Regions from separate parts of the Homo sapiens genome. Here region 2 is linked to region 1. The links are chromatin contacts, found by Hi-C or POLR2A ChIA-PET in ENCODE. All regions are on one chromosome and are shown on one strand. The core of a region is the stretch at or near the end of the contact, and the rest is flanking DNA. Distances in the headings are between cores, read along the strand shown. Region 1 has its middle 30 kb from the start of TSPAN5-DT. Region 2 has its middle 70 kb from the start of TSPAN5-DT.

Region 1 (2,957 bases), core at 412-2,911:
TCACTAATGGTTACTGCAATGGTTATCTATTGCTGGGTAACAAATTACCCCAACACGTATTGACTTAAAACACAAACATATTTTCTCACAGTTTTTGTGGGCCAGGAATCCAGGCATGGTTTAACTGGGTCCTCTAATCCATGGTCTCTCACAAGACAATAATAAAGGTGTCAGCTGTGTCTGTGGTCTTGGCTTAAGGTTCAACTGAGGGAGGATCTACTTCTGAACTCATTCATGTGGTTGTTGGCAGGCCTCAGGTCCCTGGTGGCTGGTGGCTGATGGAATTGGTTCCTTTTCATATGGGTCTCTCCTTAAGGCAGCTCATAATAGGGCAGTCAGCGCCTCTCCAGAGCAAGCGAGGAAGAAAGATGGAAGGCAGTCTTTTTGTAACCCAATCTCAGAAGTGACATCCTATCATTGTTGCTGGATTCTGTTAATTAGAAGTGAGCCAAGTTCACCACACACTCAAGGGGAGGAGATTTGACAAAGGCATGCAAACCAGGAGGTAAGCATCATTGGAAACCACCTTAGTGACTACACTACAATATTCGTCTTTGAGAATACAACTCAGTGTTGGGACTGCCTGATTTTTCAAGAAAAATTGGAGATCTGATTTTTATGTGAAATCTTCCAATTTGAAAATACTGGCCCTTAATCCCAACAATTTTTTTTATATGCATTTGGTCAAATAAAACTCTCTCAAGCATGACCCATGGGAGACCATTATGAATCCTCTGGTACAGGGACCAGAGAAATAGGAGCAGAATTAGAGGAGAGGGAGCAGAGGTTAGGATGTTTGCCTCGTTCTTTACTTGAGGAAGTTGGGAGAGCCAAGTCATTGTTAAAATGATGGGAGCTTGAAAAAGATGAATGCCAATCATTCAATCCAGATAACTGTATTCGTATAAATTCTACAGTCATGTTGGTAAAGATGACTTGTTTTCATTAAAGAGAAGCCTTTGATCTCTGATCTGACAGCTGCACATCTATATAAAATGAGACACTTTGACATCTGCAGCTCTGATCTCAATTGGACAGGTGGTTTCCTGCACACTAATGGAACAGAAAGACAATTGAGCATTATTAGATAAGAGAGAATGTTCTCACACACAGGAAAACAGCTTTTTCCTTTGAAAAAAAACATGATAAAGAACAGAAAATGACTGACAGAATCAGAGCTTCCTAACTGTCAGAAGAGCTGTTTCAGCTACACTCTGGCCTCTGTTAGGGGAGATTAGGATCGTTTTCAGAAAAGTATTGAACATACCTTAGCATTAGCTGACTCAGGGAGGAATTTGCTGGTAAAATAAGCCTGTTCTCGGAGTGTGCCAAAGAGCTAAGATGCAGCTTGGGTTTTTCATAAACAAAGCAAACACTTTAGTGAAGCCTAATTTATACACATTCACTGAAAAGTTTAGTAAGCAGGAAAACTTCTTAGTGGAAAACCTTTTTTGCGTCTTCATTCAGCAAATACTTATGGAGTACACACATGGCTAGATGATGGAGATACTGTAGGAAAGACAGCCAAGGTCACTCTGCCCCAGTGCCTTACAGACTAGAGGACAAGGCGGATATGGAATAATGATAACAAAACAAAACTCTGAGTCACGTTTTGTCAGAGGAAGTAGAGGTGCCATGGGAGCTTCACCCCAAGGTGACCTATCTCAAGCCAGTGACTTGGGGAAGGCATCCAGAGAACTCAAAGATGAGTAAGAATTGCCCAGTTCAAAGTGGTGAGGTGGTGGGGTATTGGGAGAGGCTTTGGGCTATTTACTGCTTAAGTGGTAACACAGGAAATATTTTTTACGTATTTCACATTCAGCATTGGATTTTCTCTTCAACACTCAAATTATTATAGTACATCCTGAAAAAAAAGTCAGCTCACATTTGTACTAGAACTATAAAGTAGAAAATAAGCATTTCTTAGGATATTAATAACAGTGGGTTCTTTTGCCTAGAAAGCAAATCCTATATTTTTATCTCATTTCTCTTGTCACATAGAAGAAGCTATGTAAAGCCAGAAGATGAGCACACATGATAGATGAGGTTGTAGAGAAACCTTATGAGCTGCTGCTGGAATGTAAAATGGTGCAGGCACTTTGGAAAACAGCCTGGCAGTTTCTCAAACAGGCAGAGAGTTGCCACATGACCCAACAATTCCACTGTTAGGTACATACACAAGAGAAATGGAAACATATGTCTATACAAAAACCTCGACATGAATGTTTATTCAAAATATCCACAATAGTCCCAAAGTGAAAACAACCCAAATGTCCTTCAGCTGCTGAATGGATAAGCAAAATGTGGCATAGCCACACAATAGAATATTATTCAGCTATAAAAAGAAATGAAGTACCGATAGACACTGCAGCATGGATGGACCTTGAAAACACGATGCTAAGTGCAATAAGTCACAAAAGTCGCATTTTCATTTATAGAAAATGTCCAGAATAGGAAAATCTATAGATACAGAAAGTAGATTAGTGGTTGCATGGGCTGGGCGATGAACAGGAGAATGGATGAGAGTCAGAGCTCAAGGGTACAAGGTTGCTTTCTGAGCTGAAGGAAACGTTCTAAAATTGTGGTGATGATTGTACATATCTGGGAATATGCTAAAAACCACTAAATTGCATACTTTAAATGGGTGACTCTTCAGGCACGTGAACAGCTCAATGAAGCTGTTGAAGCAAGCACACAAGCACCCCGTCCTTCCTAGCTAGGTAGTAGAGCCCGCTAGCACAGGTGGGTGTGGGGTTTGGCTCCTGATGCCAAAGCACAGCCCTGCTCTTCCAGGGAAGGTTCTTTGGTCTTTGCCTTCTTTTCTTTCTATTCATTTTTTTCTTCATCCTCAATAAACATCAGGAATACTTAGGTGTTATATTTTTTCCTTCTTTTTAAATCTTTATTTACTAGCCTCTGGTAATGTATTAGAGGTGCAATATCTTTAATTTTGTTTG
Region 2 (2,958 bases), core at 171-2,670, 40 kb before region 1:
GCTCACGTCTGCACACTCTCAGCACTTTGGGAGGCCAATGTGGGAGGGTCATTTGAGGCCAGGAGCTTAAGACCAGCCTAGGTAACATGGCAAGACCCCATCTCTACAAAAAGTAAAACAATTAGTTGGGCATGGTTGCACGAGCTTGTATTTCCAGCTACTCCAGAGGCTGAGGCAGGAGGCTTGCTTGAGCCCAGGAGTTTGAGGTTACAGTGAGCTGCAATTGTGCCACTGCACTCCAGCCTGGGTAGCAGCCTGGGTGGCAGAGTGAGACCCTGTGTTCCAAGTTAATCTTGGTTAAGAGATTCCTCATTCTCTGACTGATGAGATTCCCAAGGGGATTCAGGACAGCTGAGCTCCTTCTGGACTATCTGTCTTTAGGTAGATAAGGGGAGCTCAGAGAAAGCCTCTGCCTGCGTCTTCTGTTCCCCAAGTGCCCCCTAGTTTGAAGTAATCAGCATACCAAAGCAGCTGGCATATTCCGGGGTGGCATTTCTTGAACTCCTTCAGGCCAATAACTTTGTTTTTACTTACAACTAAAATCATCCTAATTGATATACTCTCTCTCCAGCTTCCCTCCCAATGCATAACCTGAATCCCAAAAATAAATTGAACATTTTATGGAAGCCCATAAAAGCAGAGGTTTTTGAGATTTTTCTAAGGAAAATAGGAACATCAGTTAAAGCACTTAATAACATTTATTAACCAAAACTAAATTATTGCTACAATCATAATGGCAAGGGAGTAACCAGAAATTTTGAGGTGCAGCTCTTGCAAAATACAAGGAAATTCACAGAGAAGGAGCAGGATGCTTGTTGCATATTAATGGCTCTTTCTGAGGTAGGAACCTGCAGTAAACCGCCTCCTGGCTATATGTGGCTTATCTGTAAGATGTTGTGAAATACTCCCTCTACCCCTAACCCCAGCTCCAACCTCCACCCCTTCCCTGAGCTTCATCCTAGATGCAGGGGCTAGCATGAGGTGGGGTTCTGTGATGAGGTGAGATGAGTGTTTTGCACATGACTTAGTAATTTTTAGGAGTTGAAAATTAAATTACTTTCAGGCCACCTCAAAATATCCCTGAGTCAAAACACCTGCATCCAAGTAGCAGCTTCAAAATGCCAGGTATTCTTTGCCTTTTTCTGGCTGGCCTTGCCTCATTAACTTAGTTTCCATTCAGCCTCCCGAGGAATTTTTATAAGATCTGATCTAATCATGAATTTGTTTAAAAATCCTTCTGGCTTCTGTTTTCCTTCCTCCCACCCCATCTGCTGGCTTCCTAGCTCTGGTTATATCAAGCTACACACAGTTGCCCAAATGAGCATGAGTCATGCCTCCATGCCTGTGCAAACCCCTTCCTCTGCTCAGAGGCTCATTTCCTGCACCCTGCCTGATGAAGCCCTTATCTCGGGTGGTATCCTCTGGGAAGTACTCCGTGTCTCGCAGGCAGGGGTTAGTTAGCCATTTCCTGCTCTGGGCTCCCACAGCATTCTGTGCTGATCCTCTAATATCACACTTATGCCTTCAGTGGAATTACTTACTCTCATATTTGTCTCTCTTGCTAGGCTGTGAGTTCCTCAAGGGCAGAAGATGTGTCTTCTTTATCTTTATAGCCCTTGAACTTGGCGTGGTACATCACAGGGCAAGTATTCAATAAATGTCGAATGAGTGAATGCACGGATGAATAAATGAATAATAAATTGATAAGAGAACCCAACTATAATAGGATGATAACACTGGGGCCTCTTTCATAGCTACACAATTTTCAATTTGTTCCTGTGAAATTTGATGTTGCTATGGTTTTCTACCTTCTACTTGAGGAAAAGGGAAGTTTGTGTTGTCCTTTTGGGTTTGGGAAGAAAGTTCTGATCTTTAGTCGTACTTGTATGTCATGATACGTCATTGCCTAAACTTTAAGGATTTCAATCTGATTTAGATGGAAATTTCCTGGATACTAAATGAGAGAATCCATGGAAAGTGCATGCCACACACAGGCATTAGAAACATTAGCTCTTATCAGCCGGACGTGGTGGCTCACACCTGCAGGCTCTTTTTTGGTTCCATATGAACTTGAAAGTAGTTTTTTCCAATTCTGTGAAGAAAGTCATTGGTAGCTTGATGGGGATGGCATTGAATCTATAAATTACTTTGGGCAGTATGGCCATTTTCACGATATTGATTCTTCCTATCCATGAGCATGGAATGTTCTTCCATTTGTTTGTGTCCTCTTTTATTTCCTTGAGCAGTGGTTTGTAATTCTCCTTGAAGAGGTCCTACACATCCCTTGTAAGTTGGATTCCTAGGTATTTTATTCTCTTTGAAGCAATTGTGAATGGGAGTTCACTCATGATTTGGCTCTCTGTTTGTCTGTTATTGGTGTATAGGAACGCTTGTGATTTTTGCACATTGATTTTGTATCCTGAGACTTTGCTGAAGTTGCTTATCAGCTTAAGGAGATTTTGGGCTGAGATGATGGGGTTTTCTAAATACAAAATCATGTCATCTGCAAACAGGGACAATTTGACTTCCTCTTTTCCTAATTGAATACCCTTTATTTCTTTCTCCTGCCTAATTGTCCTGGCCAGAACTTCCAACACTATGTTGAATAGGACTGGTGAGAGAGGGCATCCCTGTCTTGTGCCAGTTTTCAAAGGCAATGCTTCCAGTTTTTGCCCGTTCAGTATGATATTGGCTGTGGGTTTGTCATGAATAGCTCTTATTATTTTGAGATACATCCCATCAATACCTAATTTATTGAGAGTTTTAGCATGAAGGGCCGTTGAATTTTATCAAAGGCCTTTTCTGCATCTATTGGGATAATCATGTGGTTTTTGTCTTTGGTTCTGTTTATATGATGGATTACGTTTATTAATTTGCATATGTTGAACCAGCCTTGCATCCCAGGGATGAAGCCCACTTGATCATGGTGGATAAGCTTTTTGATGTGCTGCTGAATTC

The links. Hi-C counts contacts between places; a loop is a spot of excess contacts on that map. ChIA-PET counts read pairs that join two places held with the same protein, here RNA polymerase II (POLR2A). Pooled maps may share reads with other maps.
Region 2: a map of endothelial cell of umbilical vein shows a loop between it and region 1 (5-fold over the local background). The contact joins two enhancer-like sites. A Hi-C loop is called at or near these places in 4 of 168 maps with a recorded cell type or tissue (PC-3, endothelial cell of hepatic sinusoid, endothelial cell of umbilical vein and 1 more) and 2 of 50 pooled maps. POLR2A ChIA-PET finds 5 or more read pairs at or near these places in 2 of 52 experiments (activated T-cell and endothelial cell of umbilical vein).

The regions. Positions count from the first base shown.
Region 1 is chr4:98,687,240-98,690,196 of GRCh38, reverse strand. No RefSeq gene overlaps it. Among named protein-coding and RNA genes, the nearest start is that of TSPAN5-DT, 30 kb to the right of the region's middle. RefSeq lists a cis regulatory region at 2,925-2,957. Within about 2 kb of position 1,661, at least 5 of the 41 ENCODE cell types and tissues checked have a DNase peak (open chromatin) inside an H3K27ac peak, as active enhancers do; they include endothelial cell of umbilical vein, where a contact is called at or near this core.
Region 2 is chr4:98,727,029-98,729,986 of GRCh38, reverse strand. No RefSeq gene overlaps it. Among named protein-coding and RNA genes, the nearest start is that of TSPAN5-DT, 70 kb to the right of the region's middle. Within about 2 kb of position 1,420, at least 3 of the 41 ENCODE cell types and tissues checked have a DNase peak (open chromatin) inside an H3K27ac peak, as active enhancers do; they include endothelial cell of umbilical vein, where a contact is called at or near this core.